7 separate regions of the Mus musculus genome follow, and regions 2, 3, 4, 5, 6 and 7 are each linked to region 1. The links are chromatin loops, found by intact Hi-C in ENCODE. Cell type or tissue: heart. All regions are shown on one strand. Region 1 holds the start of Galnt17 (polypeptide N-acetylgalactosaminyltransferase 17). Region 2 has its middle 7.0 kb from the start of Gm40337. Region 3 overlaps Galnt17 (polypeptide N-acetylgalactosaminyltransferase 17). Region 4 overlaps Galnt17 (polypeptide N-acetylgalactosaminyltransferase 17). Region 5 has its middle 13 kb from the start of Gm29681. Region 6 overlaps Galnt17 (polypeptide N-acetylgalactosaminyltransferase 17). Region 7 overlaps Galnt17 (polypeptide N-acetylgalactosaminyltransferase 17).

Region 1 (4,000 bases):
CAAGCCATATTTTTGTACTCAGTTCGCTGTAGATTATAAAAAATTCAATCCCTAAGGATCCTGAGTAGGCTCCAAAGAAATAAAAAAATAAAAGAGCAGGCCAATGAGATGGCTCAAGGAAGTAAAGGGGCTTGCTGCCAAGCCTGACTTCTTGAGTTCAATCCCTGAGACTCACATAGTGGCTGGAGAGAACTGACTCCTGCAAATTGTCTTCTGACCTCTACACATGGGCTGTGGCACAAATACACACGTCTCTACACATACACAACTAAGTTTTGTGTTTGTTTTTAAAGGAAGAAAGTAGGACTAGAGAAACATCTTACTTACTGTTCCATCATGAGAAGTTGTAGTGGGAATTTTGGTTTCTTTAAAAACACAGAAACATAAGAATGTTTTCATTTTAATCCCAGGTGTGGGATATGAGGCTGCCTCAGATTGTCCATAGCAGTTGACTGTGATTTGTCTCGTGTTCTAGCAGGGGCGTGGTTTTGACAGCTGCAGGTAGTTTTTGTGACTGTATGATGTTTGGAATTCTGGGGACTTTTCCTGTGTCACTCAGACCTCTGAGTAGCAGACTTGACACCCACACCACCAAGCCTGGCTCTCCATGTCCTTTTTTTTTTTTTTTTTTTTTAGTGAAAAACTGTAAAGGTGCTTGCTGTTAATTGTGTAAAACACCAAGGACAACAAAGGAAAACGAACTCCCTCCCCCCCCCCCAAGCCCCCAAACAACAATACCTTTATTGAAATGAGGGCCAGGCTTGGTGGCTAGGACTGCAATCCTAGTATTTGGGAGGTGAAGTTAAGAGATCAGGAATCATCAGTTAGGGGCTAACTAGCCTAGGCTAACTGAGATGGCATAAACAAAGGAACACTAAAATCTCCATCAAGGTCCAAACAAACAAAAGCAAACAAGAAAACACTTCGTTCCCTTTTAAAAGAAACCCAACCAATCTAACCTGGAACTTACTTTATAGACAAGGATGCTTGTGAGTCTCTGATCTTCCTGCCTCTACCTTCCAAGTGCTGGGATTATAGGCTTGCCACCAGCAAGCCTGGCTGTGAAGAGCTGGAGGTGGGGGGTGGGGTGGGAATATCCAGTTGAGGTCTAGGCAAGCACTCAACTTCAGCTCAACAGCTTAACTACATCCCATCTCCAAACCCCCAAACCCGAACATGCCCCCTGAACCGCCCCCCTTCCATGCTCCAACCAAAAGCTTAAATCTAAGTCAACCAAACAAAACTAACCAATGAACAACAGCAACAAACTTTAATCGGATGGGAAGAATGAAGTGGGAGTCCCTGAATTCACTCAGCTGATTCTTATCTGCTGGCAGTCTGGTTTCTTTCTCTGGCCTAAGCAATTAAAAAAAAAAAAAAATTAGAGGGCAGGTTTGGATTCCAGTCTTTGGAACTCCTGGGTCTCAGGAAAAGAAGTAGGTTGTGGAGACCCATCAGGGCCATAAATCCAAGTGCATGGCACCAAAATAAGAGTTTACAGAGTAGGGGCAAGCACAGAAGCACCAACTAAGATGGTCAGAACTCTCCCAGGGCTCAAGCAAGAAGGACACAGGGCCTTGCTCTGAAAGTAGCGGAATCCGAGTCTCCAGGCCAGATTTTCCCTCTAGCCATTCCGGGCCAAGCTAAGCAGAGCAGCTAAGCCAAGAGAAAGGGATGTCTTCCTCGTCTGCCGGGATGGAACAAACCCGGCTGCTTAGAGAGCGCTGAGAACCCCAAGGGTCCCTCACAGCCCTTAGCAGCCAACAGGACATGACTGCTCTTGGTCCGGCGCGCTCCCCGCTCTCTCCAGACACCCCCACCCTTTCCGGGTGCGCGCGCAAGAGTGGGCCAGCTTCCCCTAGCTGTGCGCTCCGCAGCCTGCGGGTGGCAGCGGCGTTGGCGACTGGCTCTCAGGGAAGAGGGTGACCAAGGGACCGCGAAGGAGGAGTCGGCGCCGCAGCCGCTCCCCTCGGGACCGCGCCCCGCCTTCCGTCGCCACCTGAGCATCCCCTCTTGGCTCCCAGCTGCTCCAATCTATCCCACCATTCCCTCTAGGGGACCGTGTGTACTCTTAGTGCCGCAGCCGCGGTGTCATTGCATCCGGTGATCGGGACACTCGGATCTTGGTTCCCTTGGGGGCTTGGGACGAGCTGCACGGGCCGTGGTGACAGGCTGCGGGGGCGCCAGCGCGCATCCCTCCCCCGCGACATTTAGAAAGGCGTGTAGACAACTGGTGTGACTTTGGAGGTCCGACTCCTCCTTCCGGCCAGCCTCGCAACGCGCCACCTCCCGAGACAAGCCAGTGTGTCCGGCAGGCCCCGGAGGCTCGTGTAGGGACTTGGAACGTGTCCGGGAACCCGTGGCGCTGTGCGCACTGGTGAGTTTTGCGGGCGGGGTGGGGGCGGAGAGGACGTCGCGCTGGGTCCCTGCTCCCGCCCCTTTCCTGCTGTCCCCCCCTCCACTTTGAGAGAGTCATTGAGATTTGAGCGTGACTGCGGAGCCTGGAGGATGCAGGCACGGGGCGCGGGGTTTTCCTCTTCTCAGAGTGATGGAGAGAGCCGGTGAGCTGAACAAAGACACCCGCCCTGAGGAGCGGGTCCTTTGCTGAAGAACTCTATTTTCGCCCTGCGACGGCCGCCTGCGGGCGAGAGTGTCGGCCGCGCAACTCCAGGAGTGGCGCGCTCTTCCGCCGGCGGGCGCAGAGCTGGAGCCCGGCACCTGCGCGCCACTCCCGCCACATCCCCAGAGCATTCCGACTACCAAAGGATTGTTCCTGAAGGTCTACGTCTGCGGAGGAGGTCCAAAGTCTAAAGGCAACCTGTTTGCTGTTCTACAGGGAGAGACCCTGGGACCTTTATCTTTTGCTGTCTTGTAGAAGGGACTGCGTGCTGTGGACGGAGCAGGCATTTCAGAGACACTTTTGCAAGCCAGGGGCTTCCATGTGAGAGATCAGCCGCGTCCTTCCAGTGGTTACTGGCGCCAGAGAATCGGCGTTTTGTGGTCAACAGCAGCTGGGACCCCCAGCCCTTTGCCCCCTCCCTCGGCCATTGTTCGGTGTGTGGGGTCTACTCCGTCTCAGGCTGCCCTGCGCCTCGCAGGTGAGGCTGGTAGAGGCGTGGGTCCAGGGAAAGGACCGGCCGTGTTGTTTGATGGCTTCACTGAGGAGAGTCAAAGTGTTGTTGGTGTTGAACTTGATCGCGGTGGCCGGCTTCGTGATCTTTTTGGCTAAGTGTCGGCCTATCGCGGTGCGCAGCGGAGACGCCTTCCACGAGATCCGGCCTCGCGCAGAGGTGGCCAACCTCAGCGCGCACAGCGCCAGCCCCATCCAGGATGCGGTCCTGAAGCGCTTGTCGCTGCTGGAGGACATCGTCTACAGGCAGCTTAATGGTAAGGACGTGCCCTGCCGCCTGTGGGTCGTGGTGCAAGCAGGGCACAGGGTGATCTCCCTGGCTCTCTGTATCCTAAGCTGACATCTGAACCAGCCCGATCTCTCTCTTCCATCCCTGCCCTGTGCCTGGGACTATTGTAGAAACCACCACCGGATTCTTTTTCATGATATACTGCAGCTGGAAGTTTGGTCTTCCTCTAGAAACCTGCCACTACAGTCGACTCTTGGTCTCTGCTCGTGACTCCAGCTTAGAACATACTGCAGACTGGGAACCTCTAGAAAGGAAATAGCTGTCAGTTCATGGTGTTTGATGGAGGAGCTGGTAGGGAAGTGGGTGTCATGGCTTGCAAAGTGAGGGCTCGAGTAAATACATTATTCCTTTAGGTTGATTGCATCACTAAGAATGCAGACTCTTTCCTCCCCACTGCCTGGGTGCAAGGTGGTCTATTAACAACCAGTCTACTCCCGAACCTCGTGGCAATCGAGGGTCAAGTTCTTAGTGGGTCTGGGAAGCAGGGGTTTGTTCACAAAGTTAAGCCAAACAAGGAGGCTTGGCATTCAGGTTTGTAGCTTTTTCCAGAACTTGTCTCACCTAAACTATTCTAAATGAGT
Region 2 (4,000 bases), 450 kb after region 1:
ACAGTGCAGCCTCCACTCTCAGGCTGGAGGGATGGCTCGGTGAGCATACTTGTCTTTTGTCGACTGGACACAGGCTAGACTCTTGTGGTAAGAGAGAGCCTCAATAAAGAGAATACCTCCATTGTGTTATCTGGTGGGCAAGTCCAGAGTGGGAACTTTCTTGTGGGAGGTCCTAGCACACTTTGGGCTTGCCAGCCCTGGGCAAATAGTCTTGTGTTGTACAAGAAAGCAGGCTGACTGGGCTGGAGCTCTGGATGCTCTGCCAAGGACTCGGGTTCAATCCCCGTCGTCCACATGATAACCCACAACCACCTGTAACTCTAGTTCAAGGGAACTCGTGCTCTCCTCTGGCCTCTGTAGGCACCAGACACTAAAGTGCACAGGCAAACATGTAGTATAACATTCACACACATAAAGTAAGTAAAAGCTCAAAACTTTAAAAGAAATGCTTAAAGAAAGAAAGGCAAGCAGGTTGAGCAAGCCATGGGGAGCAAGCTGGTAAGCATGCTCTGTGTCTGATCCTGCCGTGAATTCCTGCCTCAGTTTCCCCAGATTACGTACTGTGAGCTCTAAGTCAATTAAACCTTCTTCCCAACTTCTTGCCAAGTTGCTTTTGGTCAGTGTTTTATCACAGCAATAGAGAGGCAAGCTAGGACAGTTGTAAGGTTCTCGAGGGCCTGAATTCAATCCCTAAAACAGATAAGAAGAAGCAGGGCATGGTGGTGTGTGAGTTTGTGACCCCAGAGCTGGGGAGGGAGGACAGGAGGGTCCTTAGAGATCACCAGCCAGGCAGCCCAGCCACACTGCCACGAGTTCCAAGTTGACTGAATGACATGTTCATGACACTGCCACCATGTGAAGTCGTAGAGTGGACTTTTATAGTTATCAGACAAAAGACAGCCATAAATCAGTGCAGTTGCTGAATATGTTGGTGAGGACAGGGGTGAGGTGGACAAGAGCAGAGCCATAGGTCTGAGCTGTTATCTGATGACATCTTTAGCTTTGAGGACAGTGGGAGCTGAGGGTCTGTTAAAGGGATGCATTCCAGAGCTTTCATTCAATTACCAGAGATTAGACTGGAATACTGGGGGGTCTTTGAGAATGACAGAGCCAGGTGAGATTGGCTTTGAGAGTTAGGGTCCCCAAAATCTCAATGGCCACCAAAGCCACCCTTAGCCAATGGCTTCCAGGTTCTCGTCTCACAAATCTAAAGCATGAAATTGATGATCCATGGAGGGTGAGCTGTGACCTTATAAGGAAGTCTGTTAAAGATACATAGGTAGGGGCTCAAGATTGTGTGTGTGTGTAAGAGAGAGACAGTGAGGGAAGAGGAGAGGGGTAGGGAAGGGGGAAGAAAGAGACAGAGAGAAAGAGAGAGAATGAATACTAAAATATTCACAGGCAGGCAGATATAACTAATTTTAAGGGGGAAAATGTAAAGACAGACAGACAGACAGACAGACAGACAAGACAAGAAAGCCTTGGCTGCAGAGTGAGTTCAAGACCAGCCTGGGCAACTCCGTGAGACTCTATTTCAAAAGAAAAAGAAAGAACAGGGTACGAGATGGAACTCGATGGTAGAGTGCTTGGTTGTGGGAGGTTTTCAAGTCCATGCCTAACCCTGAAGGGAGGGAAGGAGGGGAGGGACAGACGGAAGGAGAAAGGGCAAGGGAGGAGAGGAAGAGGAAGGAGGCCAGAGAACCATGGTCCAGGAGAAATGTTTGCTGAAAGCTGGGCATGAGGCTGTAAGAGTGGGTCTCTGGAGCCCCCTGCTGGCTCCTGAATTTGATTTCCGTGGCTTCCTTTCCTTTTTTTAACTGCTGAGCCATCCCTCCAGTCCCTGGCTTCAAACTGGACTAGACACAGCTCTTTTCAATTTACTTATTATCTTAGTTGGGGTTTTATTGCTGTGAAGAGACGCCATGACCAAAGCAACTCTTAAAAGGGACATTTAGATGGGGCTGACTTACAGTTTCACAAGTTCAGTCCATTATCATCATGGCACAAGTATGGCAGCATGCAGGCAGAAACTGTGCTGGAGGAGCAGAAAGTTCTACATCTTGATCGAAGGAAGCCAGAAGACTCTCTTCCACATCGGGAGGAGTTTGAGCCTAGGAGGCCTCAACATCCGCCTACACAGTGACGCACTTCCTCCAACAAGACCACACCTCCTAATAGTGCCCCTTCCCGTAGGCCACGCATATTCAAACCACATTTATTCATTCATTTTTTTAGTCTTTGTAAACTGAAGTTCACTGAGGAAGCTGCCTCTGTGTTGAAGATCCTGCAGGCCGACTGACTCATGAGAACTTTGTGACTGTGGAGATTTGAAACATTGCAAGTTAAGAATGAAAACTGTCTTGAGTTGTTGTCAAAGAAAGCCTGATGGTTGTGATGTTTGCTGGAGGGCGTCCTCCTGGATGGAATGAGTTTGGGGAGGGGATGATCTGTGGAGAACAGAACCATGTGGTACCTTGGTCTTGGACTCTGGCTGGGCTGATGTTGGACTTCTGAGCGTTTATGGGAACCTTCCAAGCATAAGTGTGTGTGTGCCTATGTGTGGAGGCGAGAGGTTGATATCGTGTCTCCCTCTATTGCTGTCTATCTTATGGTTTCAACGTGCATGTGTGTTATATATGCACGTGTTGTTTATGCTATATATGTGTATATGTGCATGTGTATGCATGTGTTGTATGTGCATGCATGTGTTGCATGTGCATGCATGTGTGCAGGTGCATGCATAAAGATCCAGTAGGAGATGTTGGCTGTCCTTCTCTGTCACACTCTGACTTCTTTTGTTCTTAAGACAGGATCTCTCACTGTGTGTGATCTTGACTCTCACTAGAGTGAAGCCAGCAGTCAGCAAGCCCCAATGATCTCCTTGTCTCTGCCCCCACAGCACTGGGGCTATGAGTGGCCACATCAGGCTTTCTCTGTAGGTGCTGGGATCTGAACCCGGGGCCTCATGCTTGTACAGCAAGATTTCTAACCCAATGAGCCATATCTGCAGCACCTCCAACTTATTTGAGTTAGTGTCTCTTATTGAATCTGGAGCTAACTGACTAGGCTAAGCTGACCGGCCAGTGTGCCCCAGGGATCCTCTGTCCACTGTACCTTGGTCTTCCAGGGATGAAGTTCCAAATTCAGGCTACTGTATGTGGGTGCTGGGGACAACTCCGGTCCTCATGTTTGCACAGTAGACACTTTAGCAACCCAACCATCTCTCCAGGTATTGTCAAACACTTTTAACCTCCTCCATACCTAGACCCTATGGTAGTCTGTTGAAGTCTATAAAGCATCTCCTTAGAAAAGCATCCCAGACATGTATAATATAAGTACACAAAATACATGTTTCATTTTTAAAAGTCTATAGACACTTTCTCAGGAAAAAAAAAGACATTTTAAATATGCATAAGTTTATGTGTAAACACCTAAGGCCTGGAGAGATGGTTCAGTGGTTAGGAGCAGGTACCCTACTCTTGCAGAAAACCCAAGTTCCATTCCCCACCCCACATCTGGCTGTTCACAATGTCCCGAATCTCCAGCTCCAGAGGGACCCTGTGCCTCTGGCCTCCATGACCACCCAAACTCATACCCCACAGACAGACAGAAACACAATTAAAAATAAAAATAAATCTAGCCAACCGTAGTGGTGCATTCCGCATCAGAGACAGGTGGATGTCTGTGAGTTTGAGGCCAACCTGGTCTACACTGTGAGTTCCAGGGCAGCCAGGACTACATAGAAAGACTTGTCTCAAAATGATGATGATGACGATGATGATAAAATAAATCTAAAAAACCCATACAATATACTTGGAACATCTTTTATCATATAAAGGAAGTCATATGAACTCACACAGGGGGCTGGTTCCACGACTAAGAATACTTGCTACCCTTCCAGAGGACCCAAGTCCAGCACCTACATCTAGCAGCTCACAATTACCTGTAACTCCAGCACTCTCCTGGTGTCCATGGGTACCTGCATCATATGAAACAAACA
Region 3 (4,000 bases), 150 kb after region 1:
TAGGTCCTGACTTTGGGTTCCAGTACTCAAGTTGGGTGGCTCACAACCATCTGTAACTCCAGTTCCAAGTATCTGATGCCCTCTACTGGTCTTTAGAGGCACCTGAACTTTTATGTACATACCCACACAGGTACCGGTACTTAAAACTTAAAGGGATGCTGGAGAGAGAGCTCCAGTAGTAAAGACACTTGCCACCAACCTGAATAAGTGCGTTAATCCCCAGGATCCATATGGTGGAATGACAGAAACATTGTCACAAGTTGTCTTTATGATCTCTACACCTATACACACAAACAATTCTCTCTCTCTCTCTCTCTCTCTCTCTCTCTCTCTCTCTCTCTCACACACACACACACACACACACACACACACACACACACACACACAAGAAATCGAGGTTGGAGTTTAGCCCAGTGCAAGTGTGATTGTCCAGATGACATGTGCAGAGCTCTATGTTCAAATCCTGTCACCCATCCCACAGCGACTCAATTGTCTAGTATAGTATTTTAGTTTCCTGCTGTTCCATCTTCCAATTAGAAAACGCACCTTCATTGCCAGTTTATGTAGGTTGTATTTTATTCTTTTTAGTAGAATCTCTTATTAGTCTTATTGGTTATCGCTGGAGCTGATGCAATATTGTTGCTGTTATAAATAAATTCCCTTCAGTATTATATATTCTGGCTGGTTATTGTGGGAATAAAAAGCTCTTGTTAATACAAGATTGTTGCTTTCTCCCTGAGAGGCAGCCTTGATTCCCACCTCTACTCTTTATCACCCCGGGGATGCTTCCTTCCCCCACAGGGCCATCTTTCCAGCCTCTGATGCCCTTTCTCTCACACTCAGCTGGCCTTTTTCAAGCTTGATTTCTATGTGACATTCATTAGTGTCCATTCTCTTCTTTATGGATACAGATTCACTATTATATTCACTCTTCTTTTATGTGACTTTTCCAGGGCTAGTGTGGGTGTGCATGTGCATATATGTGCATGTGCATACACATGCATATATGCACGCATGCTTGTGTATGCTTGCTACTGTGTATACATGTGTGCAAACATGTACATGTCAACATCAGATATTTTTATGGAAACAAGGACTCATTAACTTGGAACTGGCAAAAAAGGCCAGGCTGACTGACTGGCTAGTAAGCCCCAGGAATGTATCTCCTCAGTGCTGGGGTTATAAGTGTGCTCCATCATGTCTGGCCTTTTAAATAAGGGTTCTAGGGAGCAAACTCGGGTCCTTGTATTATTAATGTTTTTTTTTCCAAAGATCAAGGGGCTCTTTTGGAAAAGATCTCTCTCTCTCTCTCTCTCTCTCTCTCTCTCTCTCTGTGTGTGTGTGTGTGTGTGTGTGTGTGTGTGTGTGTGTGTGTGCATGCATGTCTGTGCGTGTGCATATGCATGTTGGTTAATCCTGATGGTCAACTTATGTGACAAATCTCTGGGCATGTCTGTGGTGAGTTTATAGAGTGGGTTAATTGAGGACCCACCCTAAATGTGAGCAGAGCCATCCTACTGGCTGGAGTCCAGACAGAATAACATGGGGAGAGCAAGCTGAGTATCAGCATACATCACCCTGTGGATGCTGTGTAACGAGCTCGCTCACAGTCCAGCCACCATACCTTCACCGCGTGTCAGGGCATGCGTATAAATCAGAATAAACCTTTCCTTCCTTGAGTCTCTTGAATCAGGTATTTTGTCACAGCCGTGAGAAAAATACATAATTCCCTGGGGTCATCTCCAAAGTTTCCAGTGGCGCTGTTCTGTGGTAGAGACTAACTTGGTCTTCGTCCATGGACTTGAACTCTTATTTGTCTTTGCCAGCATTTTGAGGAGCCTGCTAAGCAAGCACATTAAAATCCAGAGGAAATTTGTGCTGCCTTGTTGCGCCTCTCTGGCAGATGAAATTGGGGGAAAAATGGAAACACATGGACCACGAAATATATAATTCATAGTTGTCACATTGTACTGGGAGGGGTGGCATTTTTGTGAGGCTGCTAAGTGGGAGTCTTTCGTACTGGGAAGAAATCATACCACATGAACAGGAAAAAAAAAAAAAAAACAAACCAAGGAGAAAAAGCAAAACAAAACAACAACATTGCATTAGGAACCAAATTCCCAGTATGTCCTTGATAGAGTGCACATACATTCTTAGTCTTTGTTATTTCGCATGTGTGTGTGTTCATGTACATGTATGTGTATTTGCATGTGAAGACCAGAGGTTAACACTGACCATCATTCCTCAAGTACTATCTACTTTGATTTTTGAGACAGGGTCTCTTACTGGGGCCTGAAGTGCATCAATTTTACTACACTGTTAGTCAGTGAGTCCCGCCCCCAACCCTACACTGGGGGATTCTAGGCAGGAGCTCTACCACTAAGCCCCACCTCCAGCCCCTCCCTGGGGGATTCTAGGCAGGGGCTCTACCACTGAGCCATGCCACACAATCCCTCATTGAAAGACAAATTTCCTACAAATGAGCCAGATATTATCCAGCCCATCCCTTTTACTAAAGTAATAATAATAATAATAATAATAATAATAATAATAATAATGATAGTAATAAATACATCCTTTCTAGGAACACTTCCTAAGGGAATCCTAATTTTTACAGAGATATCTGTTTCCATTTTATTTCTCTGGGGAGCCTGGCATCTCCTGTTCTGTATGTTGGCCTTAAATGTTACATTAAGTTAATGATGAACCCATCTACCCTGTCTCAGCAGACTGTCTTCATATTCTCCCTTTGACTCATCTCAGGTGTTTGCCTTTCTTACAAGCTTGGCTTGCCTTTTATGCAACTTAAGTTTATGGAGTGTTTCTGCCATTGTCTCACGGCAACGTTTTTATGTGTACCCTCTTGTTTGTCTCTTTAGAAACAGAATGGCTCATGACGAGAGGTTATGTGTTTATGGTTTAGTGAGGGTATTTTATAGATCCCACAGTATTCACCTACTTAAAGCATCCTGTGATCCCAGCTCTCAGGAGACCACGTGGCCCTGATGTACCCATAGAGTCTTACTTCATGTGTGTGTGTGTGTGTATACATATATATGATATACATGTATATCATATATCATCTATCACCTGACTATCTATCTATCTATCTATCTATCCACCATATATCTATGTGTCCAGCATCTAGATAGCTATTATCTATCTATCTTCTACCTACCTATCAACCTATTATCTATTGTATGTCATCTATTATCTATCTTAAACATACCTATTTAATTATCATCTATCCATCTCCCATCTATCATGTATCTATTGTGTGTGTGTATGTGTGTGTGTGTGTATGTGTGTATATGTGTCTATCACCTAAACAGATATCATCTATCTTTCTTTCTTTCTATCTATCTATCTATCTATCTATCTATTCTGTGTGGAATCTGTACCACCACTCATGGCCACCTTATTCTTTTTATTGCCAAGTACATCACTGTTTGCCAACATTACATTTTGGTTACATTTGGGTGATACGCATGAACCAGCTGCAAGCACTTGGCTTGAGTTTTGCGTGAATATACATTTCTATTGTGCTTCGATGCATTGCCAGGAGTTGAGCTCCTTGGTCTTATTGTCACTGTGTTTGGCATGTTGAAGAACTGCTAAATTCTTTCTCCATTTTTCATTCCTCTAGCAATGCTCTATCACTAGCAATTTTAATTAATTTAATTAATTAATTTTTCTGAACCTGCTTTGAAGTCACACTCTCCTGCCTCAGCTTCCTCAGTGATGGTATTACATGCACACAGCCTTGCCTTGGCACCAGATGTTTTGAAAAGCTTGTATTTGACTTGAGAGGCCGTTTGCATTTGGCAACACTGATGTTATTGTGGTATTTTTCTTTCCACATTGAAGAGGACTGTGAGACTGGAGAAAAAGATGTGGGCAAGAAGTGAACATCTTTGTTGATAGGTCTCTCTGCTAGATGGGAACTACCAGCAGAGAGTCCATGTGATTAACACACTAAACGAGAACAACTTGCAGGTTG
Region 4 (4,000 bases), 77 kb after region 1:
GTTTCATTTGCTAAGGACCTGGAGTGACTTGGGTAGAATTATAGCTGGAATAAATGATGTATGAAATGAGAAATCTTTGTCCAGGGCCGGAAGGGGGAGAGAGAGGAAGGGGGAAAAAAAAAGCAGCCTCTCACAGAAGCAATTGTTTGGAATTAGTTTCTCTACAGTCAGAAACTGCAGGAAAAAAAAAAAAAGACAGAGTCATCAGATTTGTTTGTTTGTTTGTTTGCTTGCTTCTACATTTACTGAAAAGTCAGGCTTTTGTCGATTTCCTAGGCTCCCAGTGATGGGAAATGGATCTTGCACCAATTGAAAGCCAACTTGGGTCCAGTCCAGCCCATGACTTTATGTGCTCAGGGGTGAAGACCGGGAAAACATCAGCAAGAGATGTTTTCCAACACTTGACCCCTCCCACCCTTTCAGGGTGACCCTTTCTTTTACTTGCTTCTGAGTAGCCTCATTCTCTGACCTTCTGTATTACTTAAAAAATTGCTATCAGGGAACTGGTGCTATCGGTCTTTTGGTAGGAGTGCTTGCTTGCCTAGCATCCCGAAAGCCCCGAGGTCCATCACAGCACCACATAAAGTAGGCACGGTGGTGCATACCTGTAATCCCAGCATGTAGGATGTGGAGGCAAGAGAACCAGAACTTCAAGGGCATACTCTGCCTCATTGAGGCCAACCTGGGCTATGTAAACCCTGCTGCAAAATTCAAAACCAAACAAAGAAAAATATCTGCTCTCTGGGGAAGTGCCTCAGCAGCACCACACTCAGCTAGCAAGCACAGTGCCCTGGGTTCCATGCCCTGCATTGAGAAATAAAAGCAACACAAATCCAAGAAACAAAATAAGGATAATGGCAGCAAGATGGTTCAGCAGAGGGCTTGCTGACAAGCCTGAAGAGCTGATTTTGAACCCCGGGGCACATACAGTGGAAGAAGGCAGTCATTCTCTCAAGTTTCCTTGTCCTCTGCACATATGTGTATGCTTGTACACACACACACACACACACACACACACACACACACACGACAGGGTAGTCATTTTAAGAGTAGCAATACAGCTCACTGAAAGAGCACTTCTTTAGTGTGTACAACGCCACAAATTCCATCCCAAATGGAATGGAATGAAAATTTGTAGACAAAGGGATTATTGTTGGATGGTATGAAATTGATTTCAGAGGACCAAGTCAGACCAAAGCAAAGAGCTTTGTGTACAAGAGAGAAGGCTGATCTGGGGGCTTGGCACAGTGATAGAACACTTGCTTGGCCTGTCAAGGCCCTGGGTTCCAGTTGCATCATGACAACAATAGGAAGAAAAACCCAAAGTGGGAGCTGGGCTTCCTGAGCGCTGCTAGCCGTGGGTGGCATGTGGATGATTTCCTGCAGTCTCCCTGCTGTATGGGCCCAGGCTCTTTATCAGGACCCTAAACCACACATCCAAGCTAGTCACTATCATTGTTAGTGCTGCAACCAAAAACACCACGACCAAAATGCAAGTTGCGGAGGAAAGGGTTTATTCGGCTTACACTTCCATATCGAGCTGCTTATTGCCAAAGGAAGTCAGAACAGGTTCTCAAACAGGGCAGGAACCTGCTGAAGATCTGTCTTGGAACGTCATGGACTGTGCCTCCGATGTTCAGCAACAAATCCAGGCCAGCCCTCAGCGGGAGCCCCCTGCCCTTGACCTGTTTGGCTATGCTTCTGAGAGGTATTTACAAAACCCTGCTTCAGCCGCGGTAGCTGACGGTTCACGTGGGAGAAAATGGTCAGCTGAAGCCTTAGGAAGAGAGAAAGCCAGACCATGGAAGAGAATGATCCCTGTGAGGTACTATTTTTGTCTCGGTTACATGCTCTCAGAGTGTCCTTGAGAGCGTTGCCTGAGTTCACCATCTCCGATCACCACTGCCCAGGCAGAACCTCTCCAGGTGCTTGCCAGGCTCATAGAGGCTCCCTCGCCTCTGTGACAGTGTAGGGATACACTCCTAGATTCTTTTAGGGATTAGGTGCAGAGGCCAGAAGGTAATGTTGTCAGTCACAAGAGGAATATCAAATTGCGAGCAGATTGTGACCTTCTTATAACTGCTATTTAGAAATAACCTCTTTGATTCTGCTTGTGACCCACATAACTTTTTAGGCTGCCTGGAAAGGGAATAACAGGCATTTATGGATTGCCTACTGTATACCCTAACTTAAGCATATCCATTTACTTAGTCCTCCTCCCCACACTCTGCTCATTTTGAAACAAAAGACCAGTATGTAGTCCAGGCTGGCCTGAGGCGTCAAGTGCTCCTGCCTCACTTTACAGGGTGCTAGGATTACAGGTATGCCCCACCATGCTCGGTTCCTTTTATTTTGCTTATTCTTCCTTTGGTATGGTGTGGCCTGTGCATGTTAGTTTGTGTGCATACATGCATATGCATATTTGTGGAGATCTGGGGTGGATATTAGTTGTTTTCCTCAATTGCAGCAGTTTACCTGATTTTTGAAACCAGCTCTGACCCTGAACCTTGAGCTCATTTCAGCTAGGCCAGCCGGCCAATAAATTTAAAGAACCGGTCCCCGAGACAGAGAGCACCATGGGTATTCATCCCTCCCTGAGACAGAAAGCATTGTGGGTATCCATCCCTCCCTGAGACACAAAACACCATGGGTATCCATCCCTGAGACAGAGAGCATCATGGGTATCTATCCCTGAGACAGAGAGCATCATGGGTATCCATCCCTCCCTGAGACAGAAAGCATCATGGGTATCCATCCCTGAAACAGAGAACATCATGGCTATCCCTACCTAGCAGTGTCTCTACTGTAATCAATGCTGGAGTTACCGACAGGTACCTCCAAGTCCTGCTTTTATGTGGATGGTGGAGATCTGAACTTGGGTCCTTGTGCTTGTGCAGCAAGCCCCTCGTCCACAAAGTCATCCTCCCAGCCCCCAAATACTGTTCTAACTGTGAGGTTGGAGCAACTTCATACGCATCAAGCGAAAACAAATGTAGAAGCTCCTCTTTGTGCGTGAAATCCCGGTGATACTTTGACCTCTCATACCCAGGAGCAGGGGAGCCTGCCCCTCAGGAACATTAGCTTAGCCAAACAGCGCTCAGACATGGTTTCACCCTTTGCCTTAGACTAGGGACTCAGACAAGCTGGGACGCATGAAGAGGCTGTGGAAACAAGTTTAAAAATAACTTTACCGGCTCACACTTTGAAATTTAAGCCATCCACTCAGGAAATGCTGAGTGTAGTTCAAAAATGGACTTAAAAAAAAATCCCAAACGTTATTATTCGTCAAGAACAAAGTGGTAAGCGATAGAGAAATAGGAGGAAGTGGTTGTTTGTAGAGTTTATTAATAAAAATAAGTTGTCATCTTTGTCCTAGATTACATCTGAAGCCCTGGGAGTTGAGACTGACTTCTCTTATGCTGGAGCGCTTTAAAGAGACCCCAAATATACGGAAATGAAAAGATGCCATCCAGTCATGAAAACGTGACATTTTCAATGTTTCCCCTTTGAATCCGCAGTCTGTAAAGCTCGCCTAAGTCTTCTAGGTCCTTCTCAAGCCATCCCTACACTTTCAGGGGATGCTCATGAGGTCAACAGACATCTGCACACTGCCCCTACCACCTTGGCAGAGCCGGGCATTATTATCAACTGTATTTCTTGTGCTTGGTTTTGTTGAGGTAGGGTATCATGTAACCTGTACCAACCTTGAGGTTTCTAGGTAGCCAAGGATGGCCTTTGAATTTCTGATCCTCCTGTCTTCACCTCCCTAGGTGCTGGGATTGCAGGAGTACACCACATGCCTGGTTTATGGGAGGCTAGGGAGTGGACAGTTTTGTGTATGCCAGGCAAGCACTCTCCCCACTAAGCCACATTCCAGAAGTGTCAATTATAGTTAAATCAGGTGTATGCTTAATACCAAATGCATCTTTTGTTTTTCCTTCTGATTTTCCCCAGCCTTGGTTTTCAGTTTATTGTTCTGGAGATGGAACACTATTGCTTC
Region 5 (4,000 bases), 120 kb before region 1:
TTATTTTGAAGACTCTAGGTTGTTTGCTTTCTCTAAACTGGAGGGGTTGACATAATAGTTTCCTTAAAGGACCCCTTAAAAGGCCCGGAAGGAAGTATGCCTTCACGTACTGCCAGGCTATCTCCTCTGTCATCCACGGAAAGGTCAAAGTGCTTCACCGTTTGCACTGAGAGGCAGGGAGTGAGGCCGCAGCTGCTAGCTAGGGTGGGATACAGCTAGCATCAACCAGGGAGCCATACATGGATCTCACTGAAATATCTGGAGCTCAGAGGGCTCACTTGCAACCTTGCAGACAACTGCTCATCGTAGTATCCCTGTAGATCACTGAGAATCTTCCGTACCCTCCAGGACTGGGCCAAGAAAAACCTTGTGTGGTCCCTAGAGGGCGCTGAGAGCCGTGGCTAAACTGCCTGGTTACATTCTATTTAACACCCCCACCCTCATTCTCCACCCCTGCCCCCACTTCTCACCCCCACCCTTCACCCCACACAGCACCTCTACCCCTCTGCTCCCAGAAACATTTAGCCTCCAGTTTCCAAATTCTGTGCTTTTCCCTTCCCAGAGACTGTCTCAGTCACGAAGAGGATCGCAGCCTCCTCTCCATTCCCCTGAACAGTGGGGGAGGTGCAGGGGTTATTCTGTCTAATCAATTTTAAGAAGCATACACAAGGGATTTGAGAGAGGCATCATGACACGTCTGTGTATGCGCGGAACTACTATAGTGAGTTTTACTAAATTGTACAGCTAATGGAAGTTAACTACAATGTTAAGAGTCAGAGTATTTAGCTATTATTTCCGTGCAGTGCTGGTGATGGAACCCAGAGCCTTGTAGAAGCTCAGGAAGTACTGATCATTTGAAGGACAGCCCCCTAAGCAGGAGCTGAATCCCCTGGGGGATTCTAGGCAGGGGCTCTACCACTGAGCCACGCCCCCAGCCCCTCCCTGGGGGATTCTAGGCAGGAGCTCTACCACTGAGCCACGTCCCTAGCCCTTCACTGGGGATTTCTAGGCAGGGGCTCTACCACTGAGCCACGCATGCAGCCCCTCATTGGGGAATTCTAAATATGTGCTTTATAGCAATATCTTGCTTCCTATTCTCACAAAAGTCTTGCCCAGGGTGAGATAACTTAGTTGAGACAAAGACAGTGCCAGGTCAGGACATAAAACACACAAGCTTTTAGAAGCAACCAGAGCAGAAGGACCAGATATAGAGGCCATGGAGGGAGGCAGACAAAGATGGGTATAATTAGCCAGGGTTCTCTACAAGCACAGAACTGACAGAATAAATATATACACGGGGGATTTATTAGAATAGCTTACAGGTTGTGGTGTAACTGTCTACCAACAGAAAGTCCAAGAATCCAGTAGTTGTTTAGTGCACATGGCTGGATGTCTCAGCTCGTCTTCAGTATATGCCAGAATCCTGAAGAAGTAGGTTCTAATGTCAGTGAAGGAATGGTCTTACCAGTGAGAGCAAGCAGGCAGGGTCAGAGAGCCTTCTTCATCCATGTCCTTTACATACGCTGCCACCAGAAGGTATGACCCCAACTAAAGGTGGATCTTCCTCTCTCAAAACTCCCAGGATAAAAGTGGGTCTTCCTACATCAAATTATGTAATTAAGAAAACTCCCTCACAGGTGTAGTTAATTCCAGATGGAGTCAGGTTGACAACCAAGAATAGCTATCACAGTGTGGGCAGGGCTGTCCTGGAAGACAAGGGAGGAGACAGTTCAAGATGGAGGGAAAGAAGAGAAGAAAGAAAAGGGGGAGGGAGAGAAATTTAGTGATAGAGCAAGGAGTCTGTCCTTTTCAGCTATGAAGCTGAAAAGCTGTTCAGTTTCAATAAGGTTTCAGGAGCGCGCGGAGCAAAGCAGGTCTTTGGACACCAGGGGGCGCGCTAAACCAGCCCATTTGAAAAATCTCCACAGGAAATACGTGGAGAATGTGTTACTTAGTTGCTCTAAGTCCTGGGTGTTTTTGTCCTCCCCCCACCCCCCTCCTTTCCTCCTCCTCCTTTTTTCTTTTGCTAGGGGCTGCTTTGTTTTTTTGTTTTTGTTTGTTTGTTTGTTTGTTTTTTTAGATGAGATCCCCCTGTGTACCCAGGCTGTACTCACTATGTAACTCTCTCTGGCCTCAAACTCCCCGTTCTCTTACCTCTGTGGGCATGGCAGGGTGTTACACACCTGGCCCTGTGCACATCTCCTGTGTTCACAGAGGCTTCTGCACACTGAGCGCAGCTGCGGGGATGGCTCCGCTGCATCATACACAGAGGAAAGCTAATGTTTTAAGACAGTGTGCTATATCACTGTCTTAGTTAGTGTGAGTTGGTTAGTAACTGTGAGTTCGTTGTTAATCTGGGAAAGAAAAAACAAAAATCTAGGTGAATCTAAGAAGAAAGCCTTGCATGAGACTTGCTTTATGCTTGATAGACGTCACCTCCTTACTGTGTCCTCCCTTGGTGGAAGAGAATACAGAGTCTGCAGAAGTCCGGAGTCTGCATTAAAAGGGCACTAATTTCCTGCCTAAGGGCTCCACCCTCATAGCCGCAGTCACCTCTGAAGATACCAACTCCCAATACTATCAAATTGAGGATTAAATGTCCATCCATTGAGAGAGTGAGAGAAAGCGTGAGAGTACGAGAGAGAGAGAGAGAGAGAGAGAGAGAGAGAGAGAGAGAGAGAGATCTGGACTACATTGTTCTTTTTTCCAGCCTGGCCACACTGGATCAATCCCCTTTCTTTGCTTTTTACCATTGCTTGTCTGTTTAATTGGCTTACTGAGGACTGGTGAATAAGCCCGGCTTGTTAGAGGTGCCGAGGGCCCAGGCGCTGTCCCTAACAATGCCAGTATCAACAGGGTCTCACGTCAATCCTTACACCCAAGTTCTCCAAGTGACACCATGCCCAGCTTCTTGCCTTTTATTGTAACTGCATGAACTTATTCAGTGCCATGCTGGGAATAGAGCCCAGAGTCTTAGGCATCCTGTGAGAGGAATCCCCAGCCCCATTACCTATTGGATAAGACATAAGGGTAAACCAGTTTTGACCCCCGCTCCCCCCATCTAAATGACATTTCAACAATCCCTCCAGAACTCTGCAGGCCTTCCAGAATCTCTTCTGTGTTAATTGCAGCCGCTGCTGGCTCCCAGGGCTGTTACACATCGAAGTGCCTTGAAAACCCGCGGTGTCTGAGGTTTCTGGAAGCTGCCGCTCACTTCCAGAATCCTGTCGCTGTTGCATTCCTTCTTAGCAAGCCATATTTTGAACCTTTCAAAACCCAGAACACAGCCTTGAAATGCTTGTGAGAACACAGGTAGGAAATGAAGGAATGCAAGCTAAATGGGGGGGGGGGGGGGGGATCCTTCTGAGCGGAGCCAGAAACGTTTGAGGCAGTGGTGGCTCCTGTGCAATTCTAAGACATTTTAACATGCTGGGGTGAACCTTTTCCCAGCTCTTAAAAGGGAGATTTGGGCTGTAGAAATGATTCGGTTGCTGGAGTGTTTCCTGAACTTGCACAAAGCCCTGGGTTCCATCCATAGCCCAGCATAAACTAGGGTTGGCTTAGCATCCCTGTAACCCCAGCACTCAAGGTGGAAGAGGCCAGGACAAGAGCTCAAGGTCACCCTCAGCTATGTAGTGAGTCTCCATTAATGGAGACCATGTCTCAAAAAAAAAAAAAAAAAAAAAAAAAAAAAAAAAAAAAAAAAAAAAAAAAGAAAAGAAAAGAAAAAGAAAAAAAGCTCTAGGATAATTTGGTTAAATGCCAACTCAGCGTTGCCTAAAAAGAAACTTGCAATGAGGAATTGCATAGCTCAAGTTGGCCTCTGGGCATATCTGTAGGCACGTATATAGGAGATGGTCTTGATGACCTTAATTGATTTGCGAAGACCTGCCCTGAGCGTGATTGGCACTTTCTGGTAGCCAACTAGATAAAAGTATGTGGGAGAAGGAAGGTTCTGGTTTCTGCCTGCTTGGTGTTTACTTTTGCTGGCGAGTTCATC
Region 6 (4,000 bases), 57 kb after region 1:
AAAATATTTGGTGGTTGGCTGGCGACTGTGATTGATCATATCTGGGAGGATCAGGAAGCAGAGATAAGATAGGAATAGGCCATTCCTTGTGATCCACTTCCTCCAGCTGTGGCCCCACCTCTTGAAGTTTATATAACCTTCATACATACAACCATAACAGCCCCACCAGCCTGGAACCAACTGTTCTAAACCCTGAGCCTGCTGGGGGCATTCCACATTCAAACTGTAATTTCAGCAAGCAATATGCATTTGGATTTTAATAATCCGTGATCTTCCTCCCCCCAAACTCCTCATTATTTATCATTTTATATTTTGTTTTATTGGTTATTTTATTTACTTACATTTTAAATGTTGCCCCCCTTTCAAGTTTCCCTTCCGCAAATCACCCACCCCATCCCCTCTCCCGTTTGCCTCTATGAGGGTGCTTCTCCACCCACTCACCCACTCCTGCCTCACCGCTCTATCTTTGACACTCAGTGTAGGGTACCACGTCCCACTCTTTTCACTCCTTCCTACGGTGTTGAATAACTGAGAATGAAGACAAAGAATTCTTCCATGGTCTACTGTGATGTGGAAGACAGCGGCCCTGTTTTGTTTTGTTGTAGGTAGTGTGATAGAAAAGGTATTCACCTGGAAAAGTGAGTGGTAAGAATGAGGTGGCTGCGGTGGGAACGGGGTCAGGGATGGGTGACTGGATTTCATGCCCCTGTCACCTGGACCGCCTGAGCAAAAGCTTCAGGAGGGAAAAGACAGCGCCACCTAGAGAGTTACTAGTGCCTAGAGTTCAGATGAAGAAGGAGTTCTAGATAGAGTGCAGCCCTGGAGGACCTCATTTGCCTATTCATGAGTATGAACTTAAACGTGAAGACACATTGAGCCTCTGAAACGGAGCCAGCATTTGTTTGAAATCGACTGGCTGGCCTTCGCTATGATGGTGCATGCCTAACATCCCAGTACTTGCAGCATTGCCATGAGTTCGAGACTAGCCTGGGCTACATTATGAGACCCTATATCAACTAAACCTTGATGTTAATGGCAAGCATTATGACAACAATGATGGTGATGATGATAGAGACTTTGAAGGAGGATTGCTGGGCATCCCTCTTTTTATCTCTTGTCAAACGCAAATGTTTGGATGGAGCCATTGGTGTGTGCAGGGGCTGAGGGGAACGTGTGTGTGTGTGTGTGTGTGTGTGTGTGTGTGTGTGTGTGTGTGTGTGTGAAATATTAAAGATACGGCCGGCATCTATGGCCCCAGGGGAATGATGAAGAATGAGGGAGGGTTCTATCCATAGATTCCTGTAACTGAAAAACCTCAACCACGCCAATAAATCCCCAAAGAAACTACTGAGGATCAAACCCACTGCCTGATGTATGCCAAACAGTGTTATTCTACTGAGTCACGCCCTCAGCCCTCCCTGGAGGAGTCTAGGTAGGAGCTCTACTACTACTGAGCCACACCCCCAGCCCCTTCCTAGGGGATTCTGGGTAGGAGCTCAGCTTCTGGGCCTGAACTCTTTACTTTTGTTAAAAAATTTAAGACAAGGTCCGTTTAAAGCTGCCGAGGCACCTTTAATAGGCAGATCTTGAATTCACTTGTCATCCTGCCTCAGACCCTGAGTTCTGAGATTATGGGCCTACACAGTAAGGCTTTTCTCCAACACACGCTTATAGTACAGCCTTTGTATCATGTCTGGGTGCATGTATGCACTGCATTTAAAATCATTCCTTTGTATCTTTCTTTCTGATATGATTCAGCGCATTATTTGTACAACATGATGTGGCCTTTCAGGAATGGGATTTTGATTTATGACATTATATTCATATAAAACAAATAACTGATTTATGAGTCCTTAACTTGCTGCTTTTGTTTAATAATTGGCAGGTCAGAGGTTGTCTGGCTTCTTCTGAAGAAGGCCAGGGAGGGAATATTTTTAGCTCTGAGGGCCATCTGGTCTCTGTCACAATGACACAGTTCTGCCATGTCACGTGGAAAACCTCTGTAGGCTATGTAAACAAAGGAGTGTGGCCCCATTCCAATAAAACTTTATTTTTAGACAGCAAAATTTGAATCTCCTATGATTTCCATATGTCACTATATATCCATCAGCTCAGCTCTCTGTTGCTGAAAACTCTAAACTCAACCTCAGATGAGGCATACTGAGGAGAAGAAAAAAACAAAGCAAAATCAAAAACACCCCTGGATATTTCTTATCATTGTTCCCTAAATAATACAATATCACAACTGTTTACATACATTTACATTGTATTAGGTATGCTAAATAATCTGGCGCTAACTCAAAGTACACGGGAGATAGATTATATGCAAATATATTGTCTACTCTATGCAAATTACATATAAATATGACACCCTTTTACATAAGGGGCTTGAGCGACTTCTTGGTATCTTAGGGTGTAGATAGGGGCGGGGTCTGGAGCAGACGTCCCTCCCCAGACCAAGAAAGGATTGTATTATTCTTCCTTAGATGTCAAAGTTAGCAAGCAATACCCTTTTCAGCCTGTGGACCTTGCATAAATAGGAATTAGTCTGAGTTTGAGCTGCAGTTTAGCATCTTCTGGCTTATCTACCCAATGAATTCACTCTTCTCACTGCTGTGACCAAACCCCTGACAAAAGTAACTGAAGAAAGGGTTTATGGTGGATCACAGTTTGAGGGCAGAGTCCATCATGGCGGGGCTGCACGGCGATGGCGGCAGCAAAAATGTGAAGCAGCCAGTCTTACTGTATCCGCAGTTGGAAAGCATTGAGAGATGACTGCGTGAGACTTTCTTCCTCAGTTAATCCTCCCTGAAAACACTCTCGGAGGACATATTCTTAAGTGATTCTAAATCCATTGAAATGGACAGATTAACCTTTACAGACACAATCTAGGGCTGTCTGCATAGCTAAGGTTTACTTAGCAAATTTTTAGTACTATGTGTACTTGTCTGGTGTTGACTTGCATAATTTTCACGAAAGCTCTGAATCATCTATTTGTATGGGAAAACCGTGGCTAGGATGAGACCGCCTTGAGGTCACTTATGGCTTGCATAATAACAGGAAGCAACTGGAACTGAGGTCTGTGTGCCCGAGTTTACTTTTAACTATAAAGCCCTCATTCTTGAATTTGTGGGATCAGTGTGGAAGGCAGTGGGTAAAGTGTGCAGTTGTAGAAAGGTATTCATATTCAGCTAGTAGCTGAGTTCCCTAGATATTCAGAAAGTCTTGCTTGTCATTATTTTTCCCTCCTATTTTATCTTTACATTCCCGTCCTCCCTCCCTCCTTCCCTTCCCTTCCCTTCCCTTCCCTTCCCTTCCCTTCCCTTCCCTTCCCTTCCCTTCCCCTTCCCCTTCCCCTTCCCCTCCCCCTTCCCCTTCTTTCCTTCCTTCCTTCCTTCCTTCCTTCCTTCCTTCCTTCCTTCCTTCTCCCCTCCATTCCTTCTTCTTTATCTTTCCTTCTTTTTCTTTTCTTTCCCCTTTGTTCCTGTTTCTTTCCTTTCTTTATTTCCTTTCCCCTCTTTCTTTTTCTTCTTCTCTTTCTCCCCCTCTCTCTTTCTTACTTTGGTTCTGTCTGTTTCTCTCTCTGTCTGTCTGTCTGTCTGTCTGTCTCTCTCTCAACAGTGTCTCACTTCATAGCTCTAAGTTAGCCTGGAACACCATGTGGCCCATGTTGCTCTCTTTCATTTTGTTTCAGATTCCTGAGTTCTGCAAATACAGATGTGCACCACCACAGCTGGCTTTGTTCTTCACCATACTATGACAGGATGAAAAGATTGTTTTGGGGCTTGAATCTGACTCCACCCTTCCAAAGTTCAATGACCTTCAAATGAAGCCCTTTCGTTCACTCAGTTTTCTCATCTGTGAAAAATACTTGAAAAATCCTTATTAGGGATCCCATGATGGAGTGTCAGTAAGGTATACAGTCCATGGTTGAGATGTATGAATAAGCATCATTGGAAGGAAGAGTGGGGTAATCTGTGACAGTGTTGAACTCATAGTA
Region 7 (4,000 bases), 130 kb after region 1:
TGGTGTCTCAAGTAGTGAAGAGGTGTCCATACTTAAAGTAGGATGTTCAGGAGACACAACAGCTTATTAAGTCAACCAATAGCCTGAAAGTCTTTCCTCCCTCTCTCTCTCTCTCTCTCTCTCTCTCTCTCTCTCTCTCTCTCTTCTCTCTCTCTCTCTCAATGGGAAGTTCTGGGAACTTATGAATGCTAGAAATGTCCTCTACCACTAAGTCATACCCCACCCCATTCCTGGGGGATTCTAGGCAGGTGCTCTACCACTGAGCCACGCCCCCAGCCCCTCACTGGGGGATTCTAGGCAGGTACTTTATGACTAAGCTATACCCCAGTGCCTCCCTGGGGGATTCTAAACAGACATTTTATAATTAAGCTGTATCCTTAGTATCCTTGTGGTAAAGTAAACCAGTGAGACGAAGGATCTCACTAAGTTGCCCAGGCTGGCCTTAAACTCACTGTATGACTCAAGATACCCCTCCCCCCAACTTCCTGAGTTGCTGCAACCATAGATCTGCACTTTCAGACCCAGCTGTTTTGTCACTTAAAAAAAAATCCCTGGATTTGTAAAACAAAAGAAAATAACAACAACAACAACAAAAACCACCTACAACTCTAAGCAGGGGAATATCAAGACTTATCTACATTAAGAAATTAATTATGGTAAAAGACCTTACCATCTTCACTGTTTCTGAGGGTGTAGGTTGTGAGGGTTGACAGTGTTTACTAGCATGGAGACATCCCCAGAACATTTTCTGTCTTATAAAATGAAGCTCTGCGAAGTCACAACACCCTATCCTTTCCCTTCCTTTTAGGGTCTTTTGTTTCTATGCTTTGAGAAGGAGTCTCACATAGCCCAGGCTGCCCTGAAACTTACTTGGTAGACAAGGATGACCTTGAACTCCTGATCTTGCTAGTGTATGAGGTGCTGGGGACAGAATTCAGGGCTTCTCAGTTGCCTTGGACAACCACTGGACTAGAACAAGCACTCTTCTTTCTGTCTCAGCAAATGTGACTCCTTTTAGTACTTCCAATAAATGACATCCAGAATTTGTTCTCATGTGACTGGTTTCTTTCTTCCTCCCACTTGGAATAATGTCCTTGAGGTCCATCCATGTTTTAATATGCGTTGAGATTCCCTTCCTTTGTTCAGGCTGAATAAAATTGCATGGTATGGATGTGCCACATCTTGTTTATCCCTTAGTCCATCACCCTGACTTCTGGGCTATTGTAAACAGTTCTGCTGTGAGCATGACTATGTAGATACATGTTCAAGTCTGTGCTGCAGATTCTACTGGGCATAAACCAAGGTTGTACTTGCTGGGTCATAGAGTATTTTTTTTTAATTTTGTTTGGAATACAATTCAATTTTCTCAGCATCTCTACTATTTTATATTCCCCTTATCAGTGTACAGTGCATTCACACTGCAGTTATTTATTCTTGTGTTGGGTATATGGGTGTGTGGGTGTGTGAAAGGCAGAGGACAACCTTGAGTGTTATTCTGCCTTATTTTTGAGACAGGCTCTCACACTGATCCTAGAGCTTGCCAACTGGCTAGACACGGTGGGCACAGTCCCAGGGATCTACCTGTCTCAGCCTCCTCAGCCCTGTGATTACAGGAAGGTTCTTGACTTTTCAAGGCAGGTTTTGTGAATATAAAGCAAAGTTACCCTGATTGAGCCATCTCCTCAGCCCTGGTTTTTGTTTGTGTTTTGTGTTCCTCTTTGTTTGAGGCAAGGTCCCCTGTTGTTCCCCACTGTGCACTCAAGAGAGTAACTGGCCCATAAGCTTCTAGAGATTTCTCCTGTTTCTGCCTCCTATCTCACCACAGGGATTACAGGACTTTAGGATTACAGATCTATTCACCACCAACTCTAGCTTTATGTGAGTTCTGGGTATCTGAACTGAGATCTGGTCCTTAGTGCTGGGATGGCAAGGGTTTTTCTCGCTAAGTCATTCCCCAAATCCTCCATAGGAACTACTTTAAAAGTGTCTTGTAAAAGAAACCTTTAATAAAAATAGAACCAGAAAATGAACAGTAAAATCCAAAGTCCAGGGACTAGAAATATGGCTTAGCAGTTAAGAACCCTTGTCACTCTTGCAAAAGATCCAAATATGGTTCCCAGAACCCACATTAGGTGGCACACAACTGCCCATAACTGCAGCTGCCCTTTCCTGCCCTCCTTGGGTACTGCACTCACATGCACATACCCTCACTCAGAAAAACAACACATAGTTAAATAATAGATTTTTTTTCTTTAATCTGTTGCTCAGAATAGAACAATGCTTAGACTTCTTTTGTGTACTTCTGAGACTTTACAAAGGTTTGTTCATTGGGAGGCTTGGTTTATTATTTCCAGTTATTGGAAAGAGTCCACACCAAACAGGGTATAGTGAGTCATTCAGGAGGCTGAAGCAGGAGGGTCCTGACTTCAAAGGCATCCTGTGAAACTTAGTTACAGTCTTAAAATAAAAATTGGGAACACAACTCTGAAGTAGAAAGTTTGCCTGGGATATGCAAAGCTCTGGGTTCAAACAGGAAGGGGAAAGAGGGAGGGTAAAGAAGGAGGGGGAGGGAGAAGGGGAAGGAGAGGGGGAGGGAGGGGGAAGGAGAAGGGAAAAGAGAGGGGGAAGGAGGGAGGGTGAAAGGAGAGGGGGAGAGGAAGAGGGAGGGAGGCAAGCAGGTAGGCAAGCAATATACTCTCCTTTGGGGAGTAAAAGGAAAGGCCCAGCAGTGAGTAGGTGGGAAGTGTTGTATGAGCCTGCTCCAGGAATAATGTGGGTTGGATTCTATCCAATCCAAGAAAAAGTGAATGTTTCAGGTCTGAGGGAAGTTTGTGCATGAGGACAAGTGTCTGGAAGGCCCAGTGACCAGGTGGCAAGTCAGCAAAGAGAATGTCAGTCACAAGACCTGCCTTTCAGGAATGAATCTATTCTTGTCCTGGTGACTCACAGTCCTCAAGCTTTCAAGGATATTTACAAAGAAAGAAGGCAGCCAGGAATGGCAGTTTGGATATGGGAGCCATCTGCCTTGCAGGGTCTGTGGTCTCACCTGGTTTTCGGAGGCTCATCCCCACACCCAGAGCAGCTGGCTGCTTCCATTTGTATTCCCCAGAGTTGCCTTTTATAGAAGGCATGCCTGAGAAGAGATGAGGAGAGAAGGGAAGAAAGAGGAGAGGGAGAGGAGGGAAGAAGGAAGGCAGAAGACAGGAGGGGAAAGGCGAAAAGAAGAGGAGGAAGGGGGAAAAAGAGAAGGAGAGGAGGAGACAGAGGAGACAGGAGAGGAGAAGGGAGAGGGAGGGAGGAAAGGGGGAAAGAGAAGACTCATTTTTTGATTTCCATATGGGACCCCTGCCAGCTATATGGTACCCACATATATTCGGTGAAGTTCCTCCCACCTCAGGTCACTGACCCACACTTCTGTCATCTCTGAGAGCTCCCTCATAGACATATCCAGCAGTTATGACTCATCAGTGCCTCAGGCATCTCTCAATCCAGCCAAGTAGATATTTCAAATATTCATCCAATCTCTAAGTATAGAATATTATAATGATAATAATTATATCAAGGAACTTGTGATAAAGGGCAAAAGGAGACTGAGCATGAACTTGGGGCTCTTGTCACTATATATAAATTGTATGTGCTGTAAAGTTTGGTACACTTGCCAAAAAAATGTAGACAATTGTGACTTTCCTCCTCTTCCTCCTCCTCCTCCTCTTCCCCCCCCCCTCCTCCTCCTCCTCCTCCTCCTCCTCCTCCTCCTCCTCCTCCTCCTCCTCCTCCTCCTCCTCCTCCTCCTCCTCCTCTTCTTCTTCTTCTTCTTCTTCTTCTTCTTCTTCTTCTTCTTCTTCTTCTTCTTCTTGAAATGGAGAAAGGACCTGTGTTGGCACAAAACTCTCCTAGACCAAGTTCTTAGCACAGAGGACATTTATTTGTCCCAGAGGGACAACGGGCAGGGAGTAAAAGGCAGGAGATAGAGGATGAAGGAAAAAAGGAAAGAGGCCAG

The links. Peaks named below come from ENCODE experiments on the same cell type or tissue, not always from the same donor. Only the 100,000 strongest peaks of a DNase experiment are listed, where the experiment ranks them.
Region 2: a loop joins it to region 1, with 2.5 times the contacts of the local background. A loop is called at or near these places in 5 of 42 quality-filtered maps.
Region 3: it touches region 1 in a loop (11-fold over the local background); 5 of 42 quality-filtered maps call a loop at or near these places.
Region 4: a loop joins it to region 1, with 2.5 times the contacts of the local background. A loop is called at or near these places in 4 of 42 quality-filtered maps.
Region 5: it touches region 1 in a loop (2.5-fold over the local background); 15 of 42 quality-filtered maps call a loop at or near these places.
Region 6: it touches region 1 in a loop (6-fold over the local background); 4 of 42 quality-filtered maps call a loop at or near these places.
Region 7: it touches region 1 in a loop (2.5-fold over the local background); 3 of 42 quality-filtered maps call a loop at or near these places.

What each region holds. Positions count from the first base shown.
Region 1 is chr5:131,305,750-131,309,749 of GRCm38, reverse strand. It overlaps Galnt17 (polypeptide N-acetylgalactosaminyltransferase 17), which reads left to right and starts at 2,228. Exons shown (of 11, transcript NM_145218.3): 1 at 2,228-3,387. The coding sequence starts at 3,150. In heart, a CTCF peak has its summit at 1,881 (motif pointing right); a DNase peak (open chromatin) is centred at 1,829; H3K4me3 peaks cover 2,259 bases; H3K27ac peaks cover 1,358 bases; H3K27me3 peaks cover 1,954 bases.
Region 2 is chr5:130,860,242-130,864,241 of GRCm38, reverse strand. No RefSeq gene overlaps it. Among named protein-coding and RNA genes, the nearest start is that of Gm40337, 7.0 kb to the right of the region's middle. In heart, a CTCF peak has its summit at 1,775 (motif pointing left); no DNase peak of the experiment used is centred here.
Region 3 is chr5:131,152,598-131,156,597 of GRCm38, reverse strand. All of the region lies in intron 1 of Galnt17 (polypeptide N-acetylgalactosaminyltransferase 17), which reads left to right. Among named protein-coding and RNA genes, the nearest start is that of Gm40338, 70 kb to the right of the region's middle. In heart, a CTCF peak has its summit at 83 (motif pointing left); no DNase peak of the experiment used is centred here.
Region 4 is chr5:131,229,032-131,233,031 of GRCm38, reverse strand. The region is part of intron 1 of Galnt17 (polypeptide N-acetylgalactosaminyltransferase 17); the gene reads left to right. Among named protein-coding and RNA genes, the nearest start is that of Galnt17, 76 kb to the left of the region's middle. In heart, no CTCF peak of the experiment used is centred here; a DNase peak (open chromatin) is centred at 1,781; H3K27ac peaks cover 2,119 bases.
Region 5 is chr5:131,426,110-131,430,109 of GRCm38, reverse strand. No RefSeq gene overlaps it. Among named protein-coding and RNA genes, the nearest start is that of Gm29681, 13 kb to the right of the region's middle. In heart, a CTCF peak has its summit at 1,879 (motif pointing right); no DNase peak of the experiment used is centred here; H3K27me3 peaks cover 376 bases.
Region 6 is chr5:131,248,877-131,252,876 of GRCm38, reverse strand. The region is part of intron 1 of Galnt17 (polypeptide N-acetylgalactosaminyltransferase 17); the gene reads left to right. Among named protein-coding and RNA genes, the nearest start is that of Galnt17, 57 kb to the left of the region's middle. In heart, no CTCF peak of the experiment used is centred here; a DNase peak (open chromatin) is centred at 1,966; H3K27ac peaks cover 918 bases.
Region 7 is chr5:131,180,386-131,184,385 of GRCm38, reverse strand. All of the region lies in intron 1 of Galnt17 (polypeptide N-acetylgalactosaminyltransferase 17), which reads left to right. Among named protein-coding and RNA genes, the nearest start is that of Gm40338, 98 kb to the right of the region's middle. In heart, no CTCF peak of the experiment used is centred here; no DNase peak of the experiment used is centred here; H3K27ac peaks cover 617 bases.